Linked DNA regions of Homo sapiens: all the other regions are linked to region 3. The links are chromatin loops, found by intact Hi-C in ENCODE. Cell type or tissue: HepG2. All regions are shown on one strand.

What was found. Peaks named below come from ENCODE experiments on the same cell type or tissue, not always from the same donor. Only the 100,000 strongest peaks of a DNase experiment are listed, where the experiment ranks them.
Region 1: it touches region 3 in a loop (4-fold over the local background); 16 of 110 quality-filtered maps call a loop at or near these places.
Region 2: it touches region 3 in a loop (4-fold over the local background); 6 of 110 quality-filtered maps call a loop at or near these places.

What each region holds. Positions count from the first base shown.
Region 1 is chr17:72,121,868-72,129,867 of GRCh38, reverse strand. SOX9 (SRY-box transcription factor 9) reads right to left here. Exons shown (of 3, transcript NM_000346.4): 2 at 6,896-7,149; 3 at 3,452-6,325. The coding sequence ends at 5,481. Among named protein-coding and RNA genes, the nearest start is that of SOX9, 4.8 kb to the right of the region's middle. RefSeq lists enhancers at 6,150-6,673, 7,177-7,206 and a silencer at 7,863-7,962. In HepG2, a CTCF peak has its summit at 7,996; DNase peaks (open chromatin) are centred at 2,587, 3,157, 4,517, 6,537 and 1 weaker place; H3K4me3 peaks cover 4,327 bases.
Region 2 is chr17:72,408,725-72,416,724 of GRCh38, reverse strand. The region is part of intron 3 of LINC00673 (long intergenic non-protein coding RNA 673); the gene reads left to right. Among named protein-coding and RNA genes, the nearest start is that of LINC02003, 70 kb to the right of the region's middle. In HepG2, no CTCF peak of the experiment used is centred here; DNase peaks (open chromatin) are centred at 441, 3,244 and 3,864.
Region 3 is chr17:72,514,900-72,522,899 of GRCh38, reverse strand. The region is part of intron 1 of LINC00673 (long intergenic non-protein coding RNA 673); the gene reads left to right. Among named protein-coding and RNA genes, the nearest start is that of LINC00673, 74 kb to the left of the region's middle. RefSeq lists enhancers at 5,495-6,003, 6,966-7,155, 7,303-7,803. In HepG2, no CTCF peak of the experiment used is centred here; DNase peaks (open chromatin) are centred at 3,759 and 5,899; H3K4me3 peaks cover 866 bases.

The sequences.
Region 1 (8,000 bases), 390 kb after region 3:
ATCCATGAATCCATGGTTCATTAAGAGGTAGAGAGACTAATAGAGGGTTACTGGGGGGTGGGGCAGAGGGGCAGGAGGGAGTGGCTAAGGTAAAAATAGAGTGGGTTCCCTTTATGTAAATGGAGTCAATTTTATATCACTGAAAAAGAGATGAAGATCAGGAGAGGAAAAATGAACTCAGCATGTTCTCACCAAAACCATTTCCAAATCCATCAACTCCTCCTTCCCTGTGCCTGTTCTCCCAGTTGGCTCTAATGAGTTGCATTTTTTCCCCTATGGCATGCAAACAAGGAAAGACCAGGAAGTACTATTTATTTGCGCCCGCCTCCTCTTCATGAAAATGTAAGCTCCATGAGGCAGTCTTTCTTGTTCATGGTTGCGTCCTAATCAAATATTTATGGCAAGAATGAGGAGTGGGAATAATTCTAGAGTGGAATATGACAGTGGGAAATAATGGTGATCAGATGAACCTCCATATAAAATCCTGAATGCTCAAGGGACATGTCTAACAATAGCTTCAAGGAACTATTGCCCCAAATTTAGCCTGGTTGTTTTCTGAGATTACCTGGCCCATGTTGTATCTGGTCAAAAAAGAACGATTCTCCAGAAATTCGGAGTAAAATAGTTCTAGTCTGTGCTTGATAAAAGAGGAAAAGCTCAATCAGGGCCCAGCAAAGTTTTCAGCTGTCAGAGTCAAGGGGAGACTGAGAAAATGCAGAGGAGAGATGGCAAAGAAAAGAAAAAAAGGAATGAGCAGGAAGAGGAAAGGGAAAGAATAGGAGGGCAGGTCATTGCATTTCTTGTGTGCAAGAAACCTGTCTTATGCCCGTAAGTGAATGTCATTTGAGAAGCAAAAATTCATTTGACTCTCAGAGGGATGAGAAACTGTGTAAGGACAAGTGGTAGAGTGTTATTGCAGAGATTCCAGTGTGTTCTTTGGCAATACCGTCACGTTCATGGATACGATGGAAGGTAGATATTTGTTTAGCACCTACTATGTTTCAGGCACTGTTGAGAACAGAAAGAAATGTATTCTGCTATCTTCTATGGCAGCCTCTAATGCTTCAGTTTACTGGCCAATAGGTGTGATCAGGGGCAGATCCAGCTTTTGTGTGGCATGAAGTTTATGGTTTTTTTTTTTTTTTTTTTGAGGCGAAGTTCTTTAAGAAAAAGAATTTAAATTTTAAAAATTCAAGAATAAGTCCAGAGCCTTAAAAGGAGCCTGTGCTTTTGAGAGGTGCTGAAGCTTGAGCTTTGTTTGCTTCATAGTAAATCCATCTCTGGCTGTAGTGATAGTTCATCGATTACTTTAATATAAACGTGCCACCATGCTGCCTCACAAACGTTCATTTTGGAAATCAGGGAAGGAAAGGGATGGGATGGAGCTGAAGTGGGAAAGTCAAACAGCTCCAGTGAATCCCCATGGCTCTAATTTAATAATAGAGCAAAAGACCGATTCTTAAATGAGTTTATTTTTATTCCCTTTTGCTAAAAATTTCAGTTTTGTTAAAATGGTTAGAAAAGAAAAGGTTTTATTTTAAGTGCAAACAAACAAATAACCCTGGATCTACATACAAACTCTTTCCGGTGTGGAGGACTCTCCTAGGTTTCCAGTCAATGTGTTGCTGTTGCCAGGGTGATAAGCTCTGTGCTTCTGGTGTTAGACTAAAAATTCCTCCAAAATATTTTATAATCTGGTGATATTGGGCTTTGACTAGATCTGATAGATATGGGGGTGAGCGGGATTCTGAGGAATTCTCTCCCAGCACTCCTGTGTCTCTTGCATTTTACTGTGTATCAGAGCCACTTGGGGAGCTTATGAAACTCTTTTTCCTGGCTATTACTCCCAGGAATTCTAATGCAGGGGGACTGCTGTACAGACCAGGAGACTCCAATGCAGTCAACTCCCAGATTGCTCTGGCTAAAATCTCCTCTATTAACAACCCTGCTCTATGTAGGAGGAATTATAAACATACTCAGCAAAAGGGGAAAGTGAGGCACGGGAAAGCAAAACAACTTGCTTCAGTTCCCTTCACAAGTTTATGTCCGAACAGAATATTTTGGCTTCAAGAAGTCCTGGCAAAGGCCACATACTGGGAAAAAGAGCATATTTCTGGAAGGGAGAACAGTCTAGCAAACATACAGATTTGCTAGGGAAGGGGGTAGTCGCAGTGGAATGGTGTGTGTTGATTTTAATAGACAAAGGGATTAGAACGAATAAGGTAGGCAAGAATTAGTGAACACCACAGAGACTTTTAAAAAGGACTTTGTGAGTGTTGGCAAGAGAAAAAAAAAATAGAGATTTTGTAAGAAGGGAGGGCCTCAGCGCATGGAAGGCTATGTCACAAACAAGGAACAGAATTTGATGTCTGAAGGGGTAGGGAAGGATTTGCACAGTCCCCCGCAGATCACAGGCCCTCAATCAATGTTTGTCGAAGGAATTTGCAAAGGAGGCCGAGTACTAATGTTGCCTCGATTTGATAACTACCATTTTCCTGGTTGCCATGTTCCTGGTGTGGGATGTCAGCCAGGAATCCAATAAGCAGAAACAGACAATGTGAGGTAATGCCAGAGAGGTTGGACTCTGGTTAAGACTGCCAGAGACACAGGCCCAGTAGTAAAACTAGCCTGAGAGGGTGAAGGTGACTGACTCTTTAGAGACACTTCTCCAATCATCTGGGGTGTGGGAGTGGGGATGGGGAGGTGTGCCCATGTGAGGGAAGGAGTGATTTCATCTATTTAATGAAAAATGACCTGAACGTTTCTCTGAACCTGGAAACTCCCCATCTAACTGGGGCCAAGGAAAACAGGATTAGGTCTTGTTTCTTCTACAATGGCTTTGCGTCTGCTTAGAATGAGTTAAACTGGAGGGAGCAGAAAAATCATCCCCTTTCATTGTCTCTACAGAGAAATCTGGAAGGCTCTGAATCATTTAATGGGTTAATACGACAGGCTTCTCTCTGGTTCCCTGTAGACACTGATTTTCTCTGGCTTCCTTTGCTTTTTAAGTGGATACTCCATTTCTTGGGTATGTGTTCATAGGAACGGAAAGTTTGCCATATTAAAACCAGATAAGCAAGTCACCCCTCTGGCATTCTGTCTACTGACAAGCTCCTGATTTCAGGTCTAATATTCCCTGTGACCTCCACAAGGGACAGCTTTTGCCCTGAAGCATGAGGTCATGAAAACCACAACAAACATTTTTGCCAGAGTGAGCAACTACTGACATGTAATTTTCTGTGTGATCTATTGGAGTGGCACTTTTCAAGATTTTTCTGCCTAGATTTTTGGAGATACAGTCTTTTCCTCAGCTTGTTTTCTAGGATTGCCAAAGGTGCTGATAAAAAACAAAAACATCACAGCAATCAGCACTCCACAATGTCTTTTGTGCTCAAATTTGCCAAATCATCCAACAGGAGAACTGGGTGAATAAATCCACAGGGCCACTTTCTTTTTAATGCAATGTATATTTATTGTAAACAATAATATACAAAAAAAAAAAAGAGAAAGAAAAAGGGAAAGGTAAGTTTCACGGAGAGAACAAAAGGTTTGGGGCTGGGAGGGAAACAAGTGAAACAAACAAAACACGAACACAAACCAAAGCTTTTACCTAAAGACAAAATATGATTTAAATGCCAGGTTTCTTAAGTTACAGAAGTATCTTTTTAAAAAGATCTGCTTTTATACAGAAATTGAAGGATGCCATATTATGAGTGCTTTAAGATTTTATTCTACTGACTTCTAAAACTGTTAATATATCTTTTTTTAAATAAAAAAAAAAGTTTGCTGTCTTTTTTAAAAAGCAATCCTCAAACTCTCTAGCCACAGCAGTAATTAAGATTAAGGTCTGTCAGTGGGCTGATCCCCTCCAGGTAGCCTCCCTCACTCCAAGAGAAGATGCAGAGAAATATGGATGACACATGCTTGCATTGTTTTTGTGTCAAAACACACACACACCCACACACACACACAATATAAGGCAGCCCAAAGGTCTGTGGCAGAAAACACTGCAAATGACTCAGTGATACACTACATTTGCAATCTCTCATTTATACAAAAAAAGAAACAAGTTTCCAGTTTGTTTTCAACAAAAACAACAAAGAAAAAAGGGATGGACAAAAAGGCATTTATACAAATCTAGGGTGAGGAATACAAAGAAACTTGCTTTTAATAATAAAAAAAGATTAAAGAGATAAATAAAAAAAAACTGGTTACAGTTAAGAACATAATTTAACAACAGATGACCATACCCTTTGAGGAAAGCTCCAACAACCTATTTTAAAGAAGGTAAAATTGGAAAAAAAAAAAAAAAAGAATTTTTTTTTGTTTTAATTAAAACCTCTCCTTACAAAATAAATAATTTTAGCAAGTGGAATGTCTTGAAGGTTAACTGCTGGTGTTCTGAGAGGCACAGGTGACAGAGCGAGCAGGCATCTGCCTTCCACATGGGGCCCAGGCAGGCAACCGGGGGCAGTGTGCTCGGGCACTTATTGGCTGCTGAAACATTCCCAGAACAGATTTCATCTCCTTTGCTTGCCTTTTACCTCTTTCTTAAGACTGCAGTGAACAAGCAAAGGCAGGAGGAAATGCACTAAAAGAGTGCAAATGTTTCCCAGCAGCACCGTTTTAAGGCTCAAGGTGTTTTTCTCTTCTTTAAAAAATATATATATGATAAAGCTTACCAAATGCTTCTCTAGACTATTGTTTACTCCCATAATTGCAAAATAAGGCCTTTATTTTTTTTTAAGGCAGCTCCTCCTTAAATCGCAAAGCCTGAGGAATTAAGCAAAGTTAACCCCCAAAACTGATCACATAACACAATTCTGTTTTTAAATGTTAATACAACAGGATTTTTTTTTTCTTTTTGTAAGAGAAAGCAAATCTGTACAAAAATACTCTGGTTGCAAGAAAAGCTAGGGCACACTGTTCAACTAAGAGTAGTTTAGCTGTTGGAAAAATAAGAGCATTTAATTTTATCTAAAAATATGTATAAATCCCCTCAAAATGGTAATGAATCATACACAGTACATACTAAAAATATTTAAAATAGAGAATATTCCTCACAGAGGACTTTTTTCTTTAATTACTGCTAAAAAAATAATTACAAAGTCCAAACAGGCAGAGAGATTTAGCACACTGATCACACGATTCTCCATCATCCTCCACGCTTGCTCTGAAGAGGGTTTAAAAAGTCCAGTTTCTCGTTGATTTCGCTGCTCCATTTAGCCAAGGTTGGCCTGGCCACTGATTGGCCACAAGTGGGTAATGCGCTTGGATAGGTCATGTTTGTGTCTTGGAAATTTGGGTACGAGTTGCCTTTAGCTTAAATGTCTTTAAGGAAGAAGAAGAAGAAGAAAAAACAAAACAAAATAAAAAAACAAAAAAACACAAATGTCCAAAGGGAATTCTGGTTGGTCCTCTCTTTCTTCGGTTATTTTTAGGATCATCTCGGCCATCTTCGCCCTTCGTGGGAGGCCTCCTCAAGGTCGAGTGAGCTGTGTGTAGACGGGTTGTTCCCAGTGCTGGGGGCTGTGGGTCTGCGGGATGGAAGGGACCCCAGAGGTGTCGGCGATGGGGGTGTACATGGGGCGCTGAGCGGGGTTCATGTAGGTGAAGGTGGAGTAGAGGCCGGTGCCCTGGCCTGCCGCGTGGCTGTAGTAGGAGCTGGAGTTCTGGTGGTCGGTGTAGTCGTACTGTGAGCGGGTGATGGGCGGGTAGGAGGGGCTGTAGTGTGGGAGGTTGAAGGGGCTGTAGGCGATCTGTTGGGGCGAGTGCTGCTGCTGCTCGCTGTAGTGGCTGGGGCTCAGCTGCTCCGTCTTGATGTGCGTTCGCTGGGACTGGCCCGGCTCGCTGCTCAGCGTGGTCAGCGTGTGCGCCTGTGGCTGCTGCGGGGGTGCCGCCGGCTGCTGTGGGGGCGCCGCCTGCGGCTGCGGGGGCGCCTGCGGGGCCGGCGGGGCCTGTGGGGGCTGCTGCGGGGGTGGCGGCGGCGCCTGCTGCTTGGACATCCACACGTGGCCCGCGCTCGCCGGGGTGGCCGCGGTGCTGCTGATGCCGTAGCTGCCCGTGTAGGTGACCTGGCCGTGCGTGGCCGGCACCCCCGGGTGGCCGTTGGGCGGCAGGTACTGGTCAAACTCGTTGACATCGAAGGTCTCGATGTTGGAGATGACGTCGCTGCTCAGCTCGCCGATGTCCACGTCGCGGAAGTCGATAGGGGGCTGTCTGCCCCCCTCTGGCAAGGGGCGCCCCTCTCGCTTCAGGTCAGCCTTGCCCGGCTGCACGTCGGTTTTGGGGGTGGTGGGTGGGGTCGGTGGGCCCTGGGATTGCCCTGTGGACAATAAAAGAACAAGCACGAGAAAATCAACAAGGGCTGTGCAGACGCCCTAGTCTTAGGCACCCTCCGGGGACCCTCCCTCGCTGCTAAAGTGTAATAAGGGCCCGCACCCGCGCAAGAGGCGCGCTGCACCGGAGATAAGTCGCCCAATGATTAACCCGCCGGTACACACTGGACAGCCCCCTTTTATCAGGGGAGGGTCTGGGGCCCGGAGGGTCCGGAAGACCTAATTGCTACTTGTGTAAGAGCCCTGTGTGTGCTTTTGGGGTGGGGGAGCAGAGAAGAAGGGAGAGGTCTTGTAAGGCTGTTAAGGGCATTTTACCTCCCAATAAAAAAGTTAATCTCTTCGGATGCTGGGATTGAGTTGGGGTGTGTGTGTTTGTGTGTGTGTTGTTTGGATGCCTCTTAGGCTCTGGGTAGAGAGGGGAGCGGGACGGGCGCAAAGGGCAGTGTGTCCCTCCCGGGAAGCATAAAGTCCCCACGAAGAATCTCCCAGGCGGAGGGCAGGGGGTGTGCCAGGCGGGACGGAGATAGCTTGTCCGGTGGGGTCGAGGGGCGACTCACCCGAGTGCTCGCCGGGGGAGTGCACCTCGCTCATGCCGGAGGAGGAGTGTGGCGAGTCGGCCTGCAGCGCCTTGAAGATGGCGTTGGGGGAGATGTGCGTCTGCTCCGTGGCCTCCTCTGCCTCCGCCTGCCCGTTCTTCACCGACTTCCTCCGCCGCGGCTGGTACTTGTAATCCGGGTGGTCCTTCTTGTGCTGCACGCGCAGCCGCTCCGCCTCCTCCACGAAGGGCCGCTTCTCGCTCTCGTTCAGAAGTCTGCTCGGGGCGGGGCGGGGGGCACAGAGAAAAAGAGGGAGAGGGGTCAGTGAAATCCGCCAAACTGTCAGGTCGGCGGGGAGGAGGCGGCGACCCAGACCACTCGGCTTCCTCTGCACACAACTCCATCTTCCCTCCTGCCTGCAACCACAGCTCATAACTTTTCTTAAAAATAAATAAATAAATAAGTTATTGCAGTCTGACCTGAGCGGTCACTCCCCGCCCCCTCCCTCCCCTCCCCTTCTATTTCTATTTTGGAAACGCTGGAGATGAAAACGACTCCCGGTGCTGCCCCCTAAACGCCTTTGCTGCTCGACTTACCGCCCCCAACCCCAACCCCCTTTGAAAACTTTCCCCCAAATTACTTAAGCTGCAAGAAGGTCCCCAATTCTCACCCCCCACCATACACTCCCACCTATTTCCAGTAGCCTCCCTCCTCCCGCCTCCCAGTTCCTGCCAAGGGTCTCCTCCAACCTCGGTTTCTCCCTTGCCCCATCTCCGTGGACAGTGGGGCTGCACGAGAGAGTGCAGTTTTAAGAGGCCGGGTAGGAGGGAGGCAAGTTTCACTTCCCCGCCCCGATTGAGCTTCCAGGCGACTGGAGAGCAGGCTGGCAGCCCCCTCCTTCCGTCTCCCACCAGTCTTCGTCCATCCTCCAGCTACCTCCCTCACCTCTTCCACTTACCACCCCCCTCCTCCGCGTCCCCGCGAGCAGCCCAAGAACTTTGTCAAACTCTGAGCCACAGTTACACCCCATTCCCACTCCCAACCCCATCCCGCCGGCTCCCGGAACGGCAACTCCCGGGCGATGGGAGGCGGGGCGGGGCAAATCAGCCCTGACCAGCGCCCCCAG
Region 2 (8,000 bases), 110 kb after region 3:
TCCCATTAGGAGAGGAAGGAAATGAAGGTGGCCTGACATCCTTTCTGTCTCTAATTTATATGATTCACTGAAACCTCCCCCTCTTCCCCCGCACCCCCCTCCTTCGGCCGCCCCTTTGAATTCTGGTTCCCTGTCCACCGCCTCTGCCAGCCAGGGCTCTGGTTTTCAGCAAGCCCCAGCATGCCTGGGAGCCCAGGAGGGTTGCCTTCCGCTGAGATGAGGCATTTGGGCTCTTTTCTTGGCAGCTGTGCCAGAGAATCTACTCTTTGCCTCCTTCCTCTCTTTTCCCAGAGCCTTGCCCAGCTCTCCCCACCCCCACCCCTGCCCCAACAGGGATGGAACTGGTGGCTATAGGACCGCAGAAAAGAGAAAGGCTGTCAACAGAACACTGGCAGGCTCAGGGGACTTAGGGGCCAAAGCTGCAGAGAGGTTTTGTTTGCTTCCTTCCCCTACCCCCCAGTACATTTTAGGGGGAGGAGAAAGAGAGAGAGAGGGAGAGAGAACAAAAAAAAAAACACACAAGAGAACAAGAGAGAGATCATTCTCTTCCTGTTTTGCTGTGCTGCCTACACTTTTGCTCAAAGTTCTCTGCAAACATGAAAATCCAGTTTGGGTCTTTAATTAGAAAAGTGTGAAGACTCCCAAAAACTTTAGGGTTTTTGAAGTTCAGACCAAACCCTGGAAACACATTTAGGGGCTGGAGAGAGAAAGAGAGAACGACCCCGAGAAGAGCAGAAAGGGAGAGCCCAATCTCATCTGCTCATCTATCGTATTGCTATCAGCTGTTACCCGTTTCATTTATTGGACACCGCCTTTCTTGTCTCAGACCTGCTGGGAGCAAATCTAATACCCACCAACCCCGTGCCCAAGAAGGGTCTCTGGCATTCAGAGGGCAGCATGGTTCTTCCTAGCCCCTGGTTTACTTCTTTTCTTCCTCTCACCCTCCCAGAGGGAGGCCATATGGTGGAGTCTTCCGAGTCAGGGCCAAGGGCCAGAGCGGCTCTGGCCCTGGGGACAGTCCAGCAGCCCTGATGTGCCGTGTGGGTGGCCTGTTCTGTGAACTTGCTGCCTGACCTCCCTGTGCCTCTGAGAGTCCAGCTGCAGCCTTGGGTAACAGCCTGGCCCCATCGTGATGGGAGGGTGCCGAGGCCCAGCTTCCCCGCTCACCTTGGCACAGATGCCACAAGCTGGCCAGGCCATGTGGGGCCAGGACCAGGCAGAACAGACAGAGCCCCCATAAGCATCCTTTCCAGTTGAGTTGGCCTATCTTGGCTCATAAGGCCGTGGTGTCTCTAATGAGAGTGAGACAGAGACAGACAAACCAGGGGTTCAAGGAAGAGAGAACACAAATTAGAAAGATGAAAGATACAAGGGAAAGATACAGGAGTTGGATTTCTATGTAATGTAGCATGAAATAATAGCCAAGCTAGAGTATGGATTAGTCTTAGCTGTTTTGGAATAACGCCTTTATCAGTAGCTGAGCTAAATCATTCATGGTGAGGGTGTCTTAAGTGCCCTGCTCATGACTCCTGCCTTCATTACCTCCTCCCTGCATGTGGACACAAGTTCTCAGAACTTTTAGGGGTGGTTGAGGGAATATAGAAGGAGGTGAGGTAAGGGTTAATCTAAATGTTACAAACAATTTTATTGATTTAAAAAGGAAAAAAAAGGAGTAATGGAAGATGGATCTGGGCTTTATTGTACACATTTTAGGAATGGTTTATAGCAGGAAAATAACCACGGAAGTGGCTTAATGTCCTTCCTCTTCAGAAATGTGCTGACTGTATTTTTGAAATGGAGATAATGCCATAGGGAAATAGATTAATAAGAACAAATAGGCCGGGCACGGTGGCTCACGCCTGCAATCCCAGCACTTGGGGAGGTCGAGGCGGGCAGATCACGAGGTCAAGAGATCGAGACTATCCTGGCCAATGTGGTGAAACCCTGTCTCTACTAAAACTACAAAAATTAGCTGGGCATGGTGGTGCACGCCTGTAGTCCCAGCTACTCAGGAGGCTGAGGCAGGAGAATTGCTTGAACTCGGGAGGTAGAGGTTGCAGTGAGCCGAGATTGTGCCATTGCACATTGCACTCCACCCTGGCAACAGACAGAGATTCCATCTCAAAAAAAAAAAAAAAAAAAAATTAACTGAGTCTTTAGTACTTAACTCAGTCCTCACAACAAGCCTAGAAATTATCCCTGTTTTACAGATGGGTTCAAGAGATTTGAGGTAACTTGCCCAGGAGCCTACGACTCCTAAGAGGCTAACTAACCCAGGACTGGAACCCTGATCTGACTTCGTATCATTAAGCTGTGGGATCTCTGAGAATTGCCACCTGAAGTGTTTTCCTGTTGGTAGGAATGAGTGGGTTCATGTTCTAAGGGCCTCCCATGCTTTAAGATGACTAGCTTGTGCTGCTAGTGATCCATTCATTTATTCATTTGTTCATTCATTCATTCGTTTGCCTCTTCTTTGCCAGACAGTGAGCTTGGTACCCTCAACACAAGAAGAAAAACATGGCTGCTACTGCAGCCTGCAGCCTGCAGCTGACCGGGTCGACCTACACTACTGGGTTGGGGAACATCAGGAGGCGAGCAGGCTGCTGGCACCCACAGTCTGGGGACACATGCTCTTTCTCTCCCATATCAATGGGCAGTCCTGCTCGGTGACCCAGATCCAAACAACTCAGAGGTCCCACTGTGTCCTCACTGCAGACTGACCGCTGGCTCTCAAACATCTGGGTGGGCAGTAGAGGCCAACAGGGAACTTTAGGGACCAAGGGAAGAGGACTCAGCAGTTTATCCCTCATGAGGAGAGAGTGGAATCAGCGACTGTCTCTCTGGAACCTCACTCCTGGCCTGATTGCCAAAGGGGAGAAGAGCTCCTGCCTGGTCTCAAAGTCACTGTTTCTCTCTCCCCCTCGATCCCCATTGTTGCAGCAGGGCCAGGACTCTGTCCGGCCAGGTCCCCGACTTGTTCTAAATGGGTCATCTGCAGAAAGAGAAGGAAAGGCCTTATGATTGGCTGTTGGATGGCCCCTGAGGGACGTAGTGCATGAGAAGGAGAGGGAGGGCAGAAGGGAGTCTGGGACTGGGGTACCTATTATCTTTAAAGTCCATCTTTTGGCACAGTCCACCGGGACAAACAAGGGACCAGGTCGGCTGGTTCGGGAGGGTCTTTGATCTACCTATAAGTTAATGCTTTTCAATGGAGAACCGCAAAGCAGCCCCACCCAGGGCCTCGGAGATAACAGGCTGGTGCAATCACAAACCACCGGCCTCTTGATAATGCCGGGTTTTATTGAGGTCTGGTTTTTGCCCATTGGGAACACATCCGGCAAGCATCAAAGGGAGCAGGCGTCACCCTGTGCAAAGAATCGTGGGCCCTCAGGTGCGTGCACCTTGGGTTGCGTGTGTGGCTGTGTGTGCACAAGCTGGCCCGTTGGCAATTACCTTTCTGTAGATCAGAGGCCACCAGCCCCAGAGGGGCCTCGACAACTCATGAACTCTGTTCCCGCATTCTGGATGGTCCAGCTCCTAAGATGTCCTTGAAAATGGTAACTTAGCATCTTAAGTAGGAGGGTCACTCTTGTGTCGTTGAGTCCCTGACTCGACATCCCAAAGGCAGTTGGTGTGAGAAGTTTAATGGTGAGGTGAGGTGGACACTCAGAGGAGACAAAACCTAAAAGCTTATCAGACTTGTTCCTTTGCAGTCTTTTGAAGGTTTTTGCGTGGAAAGTTGCCCTTTGGCAATGGAAGAGTTAATGGGTGAACTGGGGGAGCCGTGGTCCTGGGGGAAGGGTCATCCCCACTCACCCCCAGGCTGTGCCTCTTGGCTGCCTCATATTTTATCTGGGCAGTCAGGATGCTGTGCACTGCGTATTGGCCTCTGGAGACCAGCGCAGAGAAGCACCACAATACAAACAGAACATCTGGAAGCTTTTTAAGGTTTGTTTTTTAACACTTTTGCAAGAGTCAGGACATTTGCACACGGGGTTTACTGGCTGGAGGGAACCCAGGGACTTGAGTCAAGTGGGAGATCTCTGACTTTGTGAGGAGGGGGTGGTGAGGGTAAGGAAAGGAATGTGGGCCGGGTGCAGTGGCTTACGCCTGTAATCCCAGCACTTTGGGAGGCCGAGGCAGGCAGATCACCTGAGGTCAAGAGTTCAAGACCAGCCTGGCCAACATGGTGAAACCCCGTCTCTATTAAAAATACAAAAAAAAAAAAAAAAAAATTAGCCGGGCGTGGTGGCGGGCGCCTGTTCTCCCAGCTACTCGGGAGGCTGAGGCAGGAGAATGGCGTGAACCCGGGAGGCGGAGCTTGCAGTGAGCCGAGATGGCGCCACTGCACTCCTACACTCCAGCCTGGGTGACAAGAGCAAAACGACGTCTCAAAAAAAGAAAGAAGAAGGTGGGAACACTGGAAGCAACAAGGTCCGATATTCTTCAGACTCACTTGTTGCAGTGACCTGTTGGAAATCCTTAGGCACAGAAAAGGAACCTGGAACAGAATCCTGGGTTCCTTGTCTTTCTGGTCTTGCTGGTATGGAGCAATTGGACGTCTTCTTCCTTGTCCCAATCAGCTGCAGTAAAAGGACTGAAAGAATAGAAGGCAAATCCCTTGGGAAAGAATGGACATGCTGGCCCTAAGGCCTCCGGGAGACATGCTTTATAGACTGGTACCTGTTCCTTTATCTTTCCATCTGGGCTAGCCAGGTGGGGCTGAAAACGTAGAGTGCAGGGAAGCCATTGATCCTGGTCCTGCAGTGACTTGGTACACCTGAGAGAGTGAGAGCCGGTTGGCTTCCTCCTTTTCTCCTCCTCTTCTCTACACCCCCTTGCCTCCCCATACTGACATCCTGGACTTAATGATTTAAGCCAAGGGAAACAAGGAAAAGCTCGGCTCAGCATTTTAGCAGAGCAGGCTGGGAATGAAATAATGAAGAAAAAAGTCATTCCCGGCAGGAGAAAGAATTTATACGGGACTTAATCTTTCTTTTTAAGGAGAGGGCATCTGCTTGTTCATCCCTCCCTCATTCTTGGTCACTGGTTTCTCGTTTAATTCTTCCTTCTCCACTCCACCTCCTTTATGGCCCCATTGCCAAGCTTATTGTCAGGGCTCCATTAAATATATGTGAAATCTGTGCTTGCTCAGAGAGTATCCTTGTGCCCATGGAGTTTATCTTGAAAGAGGCTCACGGTCACATGGCTGCCTTTATTAAGACAGTTCTTTTCGTGGGATGAGCTAATGCTTAGCACCTCATGGGAGCTGGCTTATTGTTTGCTGCTTATTAGGGGAGAAAACTGAGGCTTTGTGTGGTTATTTATGTGAGAGACTGAAAGGTGTCCACCCTGTTCTTATGGGAAATGAGGTGACACAGCTGCCAGGAATTCCACCCCGTCTAGTCACCCATCTGGCAGGTACAATGTTGGTTCCCAGGTCTACCCCAGCCACTCTTATTACAGTTTTTGCTTTGGAACCTCTTATGTCCTGCTCACGATCAGGATTCAGTACCTTCACCAGCTCGCAGCACACAGTTCCTCTTCTGGCTGGCTGCCCCTCTGCAATGAGCGATTCTTAACCTTGGCTCATCATTGGACTCAGCCAGGGAGTTTTCACTGCTGTCTCCCTCCTGCCCTCATAGATTCTGCCTTAACTGGGTTGGGATGAGGCTGAGACAGTGGAATTTTGAAAAGCTTCCTAGGTGATTCTATAGCGTAGCCAAGGTTAAGAATTACTCCTTTGGGACAGTGTTTCTACACTGGGGACACTCTTACTGTCCGCTCCCCCAATCCCAGGCATACCCCGATGTCTGAGACATTTTTGATGATCACGCCTAGGATCAGGTTGCGGGGGGCTCTGGCATCTAGTGAGTAGAGGCTGGGGATGGCACTGAACGTCGCACAATGCACAGGACAGTTTCCCACAACCAAGAATTGTCCCACCCCAAGCATGCCTGGTTGAGAAATCTTGCTCTAGACTAGTAGTTCTCACACTTGAGTTTGCATCAGAATCACCTGGAGAGCTTATTAAAGCAAATTGCTGGGCTGCACTCTCAGAGTTTTTTATTCAGTAAATCTGGAGTGGAGCTCAGGAACTTGCATTCCTAACAAGTTCCCAGGTGATGTCAAGCCTGTTGATCAGGGCTACAGTTTGAGAACCATTGTCTTTGAGTGACTCTGAATCCTACTTGCCTATATCTGTGCTATATTGTACCCATGATGATTACTAAAAATCCACAACAACGGGCTGGGCACGGTGGCTCACGCCTGTAATCCCAGCACCTTGGGAGGCCGAGGCAGGTGGATCACTTGAGGCCAGGAGTTCGAGACCAGCCTGGCCAATATGGTGAAACCCCATCTCTACTAAGAATACAAAAATTAGCTGGGCATGTTTTACACACCTGTAATTCCAGATACTCGGGAGGCTGAGGCAGGAGAATCACTTGAACCTGGAAGCCAGAGGTTGCAGTGAGCTGAGATTGTGCCACTGCACTCCAGCCTGGGTGAGGCTCTGTCTAAAAAAAATAAAAAAATCCAAGACAACACAACAATGACTTAACTAAGACAGAAGAGCATTTCTCTCTCACATAGAAATCCAGAGGGAGGCCATTTAAGGCTAACGTGATAGCTGTGGAGTTGTCAGCCATCTAGGCTCCCATCTTCCTGTTAGACCATCTGACTGCATGCCTTCCATTTTCCATGTCCCTGAGTCCAAGATGATTGCTGGAGCACCAGCCATCATGTCCTCATTGAAAGCAGAAGATAGTAAAGGCAGGCAAGTAAAAACTGGGCTCCTTCCAGCACCTTTTGAAGCAGCCTCCCCAGAAGTCCTGCAACACTTCTGCTTTAATCTCCTTGGCCAGATCTTGGTCACATGGTCATATCTCACTTACAGGAAGGCTGGGAAATGTAGTCTTTTTACTCTGATCTGCAATGTGTGAACTCCAAATTAGAGTTCTGTTACTAAGAGGAAAAGGTAGAATAGATACGGGAGTGGCCAACTAACAGATTATGCTCATCTGTGCACACCTACTCTTTCCTAAGGGTTGTGGTGTATTTGGCATCTACCATGTGCCAGCTGCTTTTCATGTATTATCTCATTTAATCCTAAGAGCTTTGCAAGGTGGATAATAATATCTCTATTTTGCAATGATGAAACTGAGGCTTTCAGAGATGAAGCCACCTGCCCAAGTTATCAGTCAGCAAATGGTTTAATTTAACATTCCACTTCGAAGCCAGGGCCACTTCTTGCCTTAGATGCTCTCACAGACCTGCTCTTTTCTTGCTGAGGCTGCAGGGTGTTGGTTTGAGCTTTCCAAGCCAAATTCCAGCTCCCACCCCTTTTGCCCAGCTCCCCTTCACTGTTACCAATATCTCTCCTATGATACTCTCTTCAAAAGGCTCTCGGAAAATACACTGTATTGACAAGATTAGTTTCTTATTGCTGGTGTGATAAATGACCACAAACTCAGTGGTCAGAATTGAATTGGAGAACACCCAGCAGGTGTCCGCAGCTCCGTGTCGGGGGGATAATCCCCACAGATTTGGTCACCAACATCTTCTGTGTTGATTGTTGTGGGGTGAGAGCAGAGGAAGAGCATGGTTGGAGAGAGTTTTCCCTGCACAGTCACGATGAGGGCTCAGAGGGACTGACAAGGAAGAAGATGGTTCTCCAGCTTGAAGAACTCAGAGAAACACGTTTAGTGGTTTATTCTAAAGGCTGTTACGAAGGCTACAGGTGAAGAGATGCATAGGGTGAGGTGTGGGGGAAGGGCTGTGGAGCTTCTATGCCCTTCCTGGATGCTCCACCCTCTAGGAACCTCCATGTGCTCAGCTATCTGGAAGCTCCCCAGAGAACCCTGTCCTCTTGGGGTTTTATGGAAGCTTCATGACATCAGCATTCCTTCCCCAAGGGTATAGGGCGGGTCCTGCTCTGGGGAGGGTCTCAAGACCTATAGTCAGAAAGGTGGGGAAGATTAGTCCTGCCTTCGGGAAGG
Region 3 (8,000 bases):
GGGACTACTGGCCTGGCTAATTTTTGTATTTTTCTGGAGAGATAGGGTTTTGCCATGTTTCCCAGGCTGAACTAAAGTGATCTGCCCACCTCAGCCTCCCAAAGTGCTGGGGTTACAAGCATGAGCCACTGCGCTCGGCCAAACCTGAAAACTTTTAAAATGAGGTTTCCATCCGTGAGAATGGGACCCCCAACCCATCCCCATCTCTTGTCCCACATAACAAAGTATGTGCTTATTTTATAGGCATTTACCCATCGAATAGCTTCTTTGAAAAGGCTTGCCTCCCAAATTCATCCCTCTATTCATCAGTTGCTTATTGACTCCTTTCCCTGTGCTGGGCCTTGAATTAAGGTCCTAATTCAGACATGAAATGCATGCTGATCAAACTTATTTGGGGGAAAAAGGAGGATTCTGTAAAATCATACCCACAAAAAAAAAAAAGGAAAAGAAAAAAAAAACCATTGAGTTTGATTCTTAACAACTTCATTGCTCCTGGATGAAGAGGGTCAATAAGCTATTGATACTCAGGACATGGTGGCGGTGATTGTGGGAGGGAGAATGGCTTTTGGTAGATCTGGTCTGGAGGTTCCTGCTTTCTGAGGAAGAGACTGCCTGAACCTAGACATTCCAAGTTCATTTTGTAGATGGCACTTTCCCTGCAGGACCAAAACTGCGACAGCCACAGGTATTTCCTAAACCACCAGTCCTGTATTAGGTGAGACTCACATGGTGGATAACCAACAGGTGGTCATAAAAGATGTACTTTTCAAGGCTGAGTGTGGTGGCTCATGCCTATAATCCCAGCACTTTGGGAGGCCAAGGTGGGAGGATCGCTTGAAGCCAAGAGTTCAAGACTAGCCTGGGCAACATAGTGACACGCCATCTCTTTTTTTTTTTTTCTTTTTCTTTTTTTTTGAGACAGAGCCTTGCTCTTGCTGCCCAGGCTGGAGTGCAGTGGCACAGTCTTGGCTCACTGCAACTTCCACCTCCTGGGTTCAAGTGATTCTGCTGCCTCAGCCTCCCAAGTAGCTGGGATTACAGGCGTGCACCACCATGCCCGGCTAATTTTGTATTTTTAGTAGAGATGGCATTTCACCATGTTGGCCAGGCTGGTCTCAAACTCCTGACCTCAGGTGATCCACCTGCCTTGGCCTCCCAAAGTTCTGGGATTACAGGTGCGAGCTACCGTGCCTGCCTAGACCCCATCTCTTAAAAAGAAAAAAAAAGATGCACTTTTCTGAGTAGGAACAATGATTGAATCCTGAAAGTAAAGAAGAAGGGCAGAGATTTATGTAGAGGAACCCTTTCGTGAGGTGATTTCTGGACTGGGTCAGTAGGATACAAACCTTATTGATGTGCTACTCATAGAATAAGAAGACCTGATGGGCCTCATAGTGTAGCTCAGAGAGTCCTGAATGAAGCTGTGGGGAGACCTGCCTCTTGTCGTCTTTCACCATGGCTGTCTGTACATCCAAGGCAATTCTCCAACCCCCTTGGGCCTCTGCTACCCCACTGGTGAAATGAAGGAGGTTGACCAGATGCCCCTGTGATTCCTTGCAGGGGCCTCAGTCCCACTTCTTGCTTTTGGCAGTGTTTGCCAGCTCAGCTCTTGGGTGTACCACCCCAGGCCTGTTGCTAGGTCCCTGGTACAAGCCTTTGGGACCAGTTTCAAGAGAGTGTTTAATACACAACCCTGCAGACTCTCACAGACCTTTCTGGGTAACACTTACTTCATTGCACTTTTAAAAATGAAAACGAAAGAAAATGCAGCTTAGCCGACTCACAGTAATCAGGGCTGACAGATGTCACTCAGAATTTTATTATTTAAAGCCACAATGATTTTCCAAATAACCTAAAAATATATAATCCAACCTCAAAATAGTGTCCTGTAACAGAGGCCAGGGAACCCTATAGGAAATGAAGTCAATATCTTGGCACCTCTTGCTTGCTGGTTCCGGGGCTTTGAACACTTTTATGTCCTCTGAGAAATACAGGAACATGGAACCATATCAAGTTGCTTAGTGAGGCCTCCAAGGTCTCAGAGAGCTGGGGGTGTCTCGGGTGCTTCTCCTGGGACCTAAGCCAGCGTGACACTTCTTCTGGTCCCAACAGCGTTTCCTCCTCATTCTATGAGAGCATGGGTGGAGATATAATAGCCTTCACGTATTTTAAAAATCAAGCATCTTCCTGTCAATAGGTTGTTCTGCTATATTCAGAAGATCACATTCTGAATCTGGCCACGTGGGTGTTAAAGATAGTTGCATAAGGAAGCTAAAGTTTATTGAGTAGATACTAACATCCAGACACTGTGCTAAACCCTCATTTATTCCTTATAATTATTTATTAAATACAGATGCTTCTCTACTAACAATGGGATCACGTCTTGATACCCATCATAAGATGAAAATATTGTAAGTCAAAAATGCAGTTAAGACACTGCTCTTACCAAACACTATAGCTTAGCCTAATGTACCTTAAACATTAGTAGAACACTTACTTTAGCCTACAGTTGGGCAAATCATGTAACACAAAGCCTGTTTTATAATAAAATCTTTTATTTTTTTTTTTGAGGCGGGGTTTCTCTCTTGTCATCCAGGTTGGAGTGCAATGGCACGATCTCAGCTCACTGCAACCTCCGTCTTCTGGGTTCAAGTGAGTCTCCTGCCTCAGCTTCCTGAGTAGCTGGGACTACAGGCATGCGCCACTATGCCCAGCTAATTTTTTTTATTTTTTTATTTTTTTATTTTTAGCAGAGACAGGGTTTCACCATTTTGGTCAGGCTTGTCTCGAACTCCTGACCTCAGGCGATCTGCCTGCCTCGGCCTCCCAAAGTGCTGGGATTACAGGTATGAACCACCTCCCGGCCTATAATAAAATCTTGAATATGTTATATGATTTATTGAATTTTTTTTAGTATCTTCAAAGTGAAAAACAGAATTGTTGTATGGGTACTTGAAGTGTGGTTTCGGCTGAATTTGTTTTGCTCTCACGCCATCATAAAGTAGGAAAATTGTATGTTGGGGACTATCTGCATTATTTATACTTATATCAATGACATTAACAGATAATTAATAGTGATGTATGAATTAAAGAAGCTTGTGAAATTTACTGCCCCATTTTACAGATGAGGAAGTTGAGGCCCCGAGAGACTAAGGAACTTGCCCAGTGTATGAGAGCTAAGAGATGGCAGAACACGTTGGGTTTGCATCTGGGTGGGTGGATAGGGGTTTGGGAGCTGGCATGAATTTCATTGCTGGCTAAAGATCCTGAGCCAGCAGTCCCCGGGCCAGCGGGTGGGACCAGCAAGGCTGTCTTCCTAGGACTGAGGATTGGAGAACTGGTCTGCCTCAACGTGGGAGGGAAGAGGGGACACTTTGCGCTTGGTGCCCATGCCCCACCCTTTCCGAGGAGCTGTCAGATGCTAGGCCCTGTGATCCCAGGTGGAGGCCCAGCAAGGTACCCGCTGCAAGTTATCTTTCCAGATCGGTCTCCAGGAAGCATCTCCGTGTGGCTTCCGAGCTGGGGGAGCTGCAGGCCGGGCTGCCAGCATCTGACTGGCTGTTATTTGGTTTTCTCTGACTAGATCTTTGTTTCTGTGAAACCCTTAGCTGCTGAGGCTCTCGTGCTGCAGCTTAATCGGCGCTGCATGGAGTGCTAGCCTGGTTAAGTAAACACCGTTGGAATATTACCTGTCTGTTAACCTGTCAAAATTGCTTTACAGCCCCCTTTTATCTTCCCCCCGACGGAATTTCCCCTGGAGTTTTCTGCCTCCTCTCTGGTTCCTTTCCTCGCCTGCCCTCCTTCTCCTGCAAAGCTTCCCCACCCCCGGAGTCATTAAATATTGTCAGAGTTCCGCCTCTTATGGCTGCCTTGTTTGCTCAGTTCAGATAAATTGTTGTTGACTCTGTGATGCAGACCAAGGGCACTGGGCTCCCAGCCCCAAGGAAGGAAGCATGAGGTCTGCCAGGTGGGAAGAGGCGAGGGGTCTGGGGGAGGATGCATGGGCGGGGGCCCTGCCTCCCTGGCTGCACCTCGCTCCCCCTGGTCGCCTCAGAAGGAGCCAGTGCTCTGTCCGGCCTCACCGTCTCGCAGGCCTTCTTCCTTCCCTGCTTGCCGGCACCACCCTCTCTCTAAACAATGAGTTTATGAATTTGAGGGTCTTAGGGGAACATCCAGTTCTAACCCTCACAGCCCTTAGAGGCTAAGCCCCGACTCCGTGTTTCGGTTTTAGGCTTGGACTGAATGAGTTCTAGGATTCTTTGGAGATTCCACCTTAAAAAAACTGTGGTAAAATACATATAACAATATAACATCATTTACCGTTTTAACCAACTTAAAGTATACGGTTCAGTGACATGAAAGCATTTACAGTGTTGTGCAACCATCACCACTATTTGTATTCAGAACTTTTTTCCAAGTCCTTTAAAAATCTTTATTGAATGAAAATTGGTATGCATAAATTGTACATTGTTTAATACACACATTTTGAAGAGTCTGGACGTATGCATACACCACCCCAAAAGGAAAGCCTGCGCTCATTAGGCGGTCATTTCTCCATTCTCCCTTCCCTCCAGCCCCTGCCAAACATTAGTCTACTTTCTGGCTCTATGGATTTGCCTATTCTGAATATTCTACATAAACAGAACCTCACAATATGTGGCCTTTCGTGTCTGGCTTCTTTCACAGAGCATAATAGCTTCAAGGTTCTGGAGATCCACTTTTGTCTTCTACTTAGAGGGTGGAGACTGATCTAAGGAACGGTGGGTGACCGCTGGAGACCTGTGGGGAGGTCTTAACTTATTTCTGGCAGTAGTTCCTTGTTCTTGGCAGCCTTGAGCCTCTGATCTCTCCAGCAGTGGCCTGGTACCTGGAGAATTTCTGCTGCATATTTGGGGAGGTCATTTTGACTTTCACTGAAACCGCCAGGCCCTCCCTCTTCCCTGGGCCTCTGCCACCTCCCTGATCCAGTCAGATGCTTCTGTCCTGCCATCTCTGGGTCAGAAATCTGACAACTCATGGAAACAGTTCATCTTTGGGCACTTGGGCTCAGCACACTGGGTAGAAAAGCCTCTCACTTTTAATCAGAGAGCCGGATGACAAAATTAGGGGTGTGTGTTTTGGGGTTAGCTGGGGGTTTGAGTCTCAGCTCTGCCATCACCTAGCTAGGTATCCTCAGTGCTCCCACCTATCAAATAGAAGTGGCCGTGCCCATCTTTTAGGACTATGATGATTGAATGCACTGATAACTTTAAGTTACTTTGTGTAGTGCCTGGTGTTTAGGATGTATACGGTAATTGGTGATTGTTAATGAAATCTAGGTTAAAAAGATAATCAGTGCAGTACCCCATCCTCCTACCACCCTATCAACGTTTGCCATTCTAGAGTTTTTAGCAACTTTTAGAAACCACACAGGGCTTTAGTGCATCTTGTCACTAGATGGATTTGCTAGTTTTCAGGATTCTAGAAGGCTCCAAACTCAGATCATGGTTTGGTCCGTGACAAGGAGAAAACCTTGGTTATATGCAAGACCGTAACAAAATTTCCCCATTTCTTTTCTTTTTTTCCTTTTTTTTTTTTTTGCCCCGCCATTTTTGGAATTTCTTATAGTCTAAGATGATTCTTACTATACTCATGTTTCCATCCCACCAAACCTTGAATCCATTGAGACTCAAATGGGCTCTAGAGAGCATGAAAGAGTTAACGTGTCCCTGAGTGCCCAGTTTCTTACAGGATTAGGGGAAAAGTGACTTTATTTTTATTTGCAGCCCGACTCAAGCTCAGTGTAATTCCACAAACTGTTGAATACCTTCTACGGGAGTTCACAGGCAGTCCGTGGGGATGGTCACAGGCACGTGATGTCAGGTTCTGTTTTTGGCTGTCTTGAGTGATTAGTGAGTTGCGTAACCTCTTTGTTCACCAGGTCCCTGTCTGGGAATCATTTGCCCTCAGCCTGTGTGTGTCCTGTGGGGCGAGAGGGGGAGTGCTCTGCTCACCACCCTGCACCCGCTGCCCGGCTCTGCTTCCCACTCTTGGCTGGTGCCCCGTGGGCCTTTCAGGCGATCTGGGCGGAAGTAGGTCAGGGACCTTCCAGCTGTGGGATCCCCAGTGGGGTGAGTCCGTTGCTTTGCTTGGCTGTTGGAGCTGAACCCACTTTTGTTTCCTAAAGGAGTAGCCTTTTAGTTTTAATTGAAAAAGCAAGCACCGTACTTCTGTCAAGCAAAAAGGTGTGAATTTCCTTCTTTTTTTTCCTCCCTGATATTATATGTGTATTTTTTTCTTTAGGAAGGGTGAGCCTGTGGATTTTCTTCCTAAAGTCAGTTTTATTGAGGAATAATTTACATACAGTAAAATTCATCCTTTTTTTAGTGTTCAGTGGACTCCATTTCTTTTTTCTTTTTTTTTTTTCTTTTGAGACAGGGCCTTGCTCTGTCATCTAGACTGGAGTACGGTGGTGCCATCAGAGCTCACTGCAGCCTTGATCACCCAGGCTTAAGCTATCCTCCTGCCTCAACCTCCCGAGTAGCTGAGACCACAGGCATGTACTACCATGCCTAGCTAGTTTTTCCATTTTTTATTTTTTGTAGAGACGGAGGTCTCACTGTATTGCCCACGGTGGTCTTGACCTCTTGGCCTCAAGTGATCCTCCCATCTCGGCCTCCCAAAGTGCTGGGTTTACAGGCATGAGCCACTGTGCCTGGCTAGGATTTCAGTTTTTAATGCAAGGCTGTCTTCCTAAAATATCCCCATAATCAGATTTGGAGTGCTGTGGCTTCATCTAGGCATGCAGAGTTGAGTACCTGAGAAGGCAGTGCTTGATGTATGGTCCTTGAGATGAAATGGATTCAGGCATACTAAGAAAGTGGTACAAGGGAGACACATTAAAATGAGTTTTTACCCTTTCATTGTGAGAGTTGAATGACAATTGCTAGACATTTGCCTATGTAGTTTTAGAAAGATTCTAACTGGAGCAGCGCTTGGCTGGAGGAGGTCAATTGTATGTCTGCGGAAAGGGTTCAGACAGACTTGTCATCATTTCCTGGCGCTGACCCTGGCTCTTACCTGGAAAGCCCCTAAACCACCCACCCCAGGGATCCACGGTGCAGGGAAGGTGGTCATGCAGAAAACAACCTCTAGCGAGTTGCTCGGCTGAGGCCCTCTGTAGGTGACCTTGTCTTGCCTCCAAAAGACTGGACCTCCTTTTCTTCTTCAGTGGTAAAAGGAGTTTCTTGGTGCCACCGTGGGCTCTGGGCAGAGACTGTGCCTTCCTCCCTTTTGTGTCTGAGTCGCCCCGCATGCTTTGGCGCAGGGAGTTTGGGCCAGAGCGATCTCCAGCCCCTTCCAGTTCACTGGCTCTGTGATAAGGTTCCTGGGGATTTTGTGTCATGTTGCTTGGAAACCAGATGGAAATAGGCCAATTACCATTGAAGTGGGGCGGCTCCTGAATGTTCCAGGACCAGGAGATTTGAGCTAGGCTTGGGACCTTCTCTTTGCTGGGTCTCTCCCTGGTCCTGCCTCCTAAGAAAGAGAAAACAAGCAAATACTCTGTCTACATTCAGATACGATGCCTTACATGAGAGTAAGAGAGCAGGAGGAAACTGCTCAGCTGCCTCATTTTCCTCCTGGGGTGGAGGTGGATGATTGTCTTGCCTTCAATCTTTAAGAGGCTGAAGCCAGCCTCTGACCACCTTGGGCATGATGGCTGGACCCGCAATGTGCCTGTCAGTAGAAGGAAGGGAGATTTCGAAGGCTGGAGAGGACAGCTTTGTCTCTTCGCAGCAGCCTGTGGGCTCCCAGCCATATCCTGGCTGAGCGATAGCACATCCAGCTTGCTTGGGGCCAGGGCTGAATCACCATGAATCCCCCACAGCTTGGCAGTGGCTGCTTAAAGAGACCCAGGGCTGAAATAACAGGGGAGGTTAGAGGCTCTCGCTGGAATCAGGCTAAATGAGAGAATGGCAAAGATGAGGGAATCTATCAGAATCTACTGAGATTCAGGGATA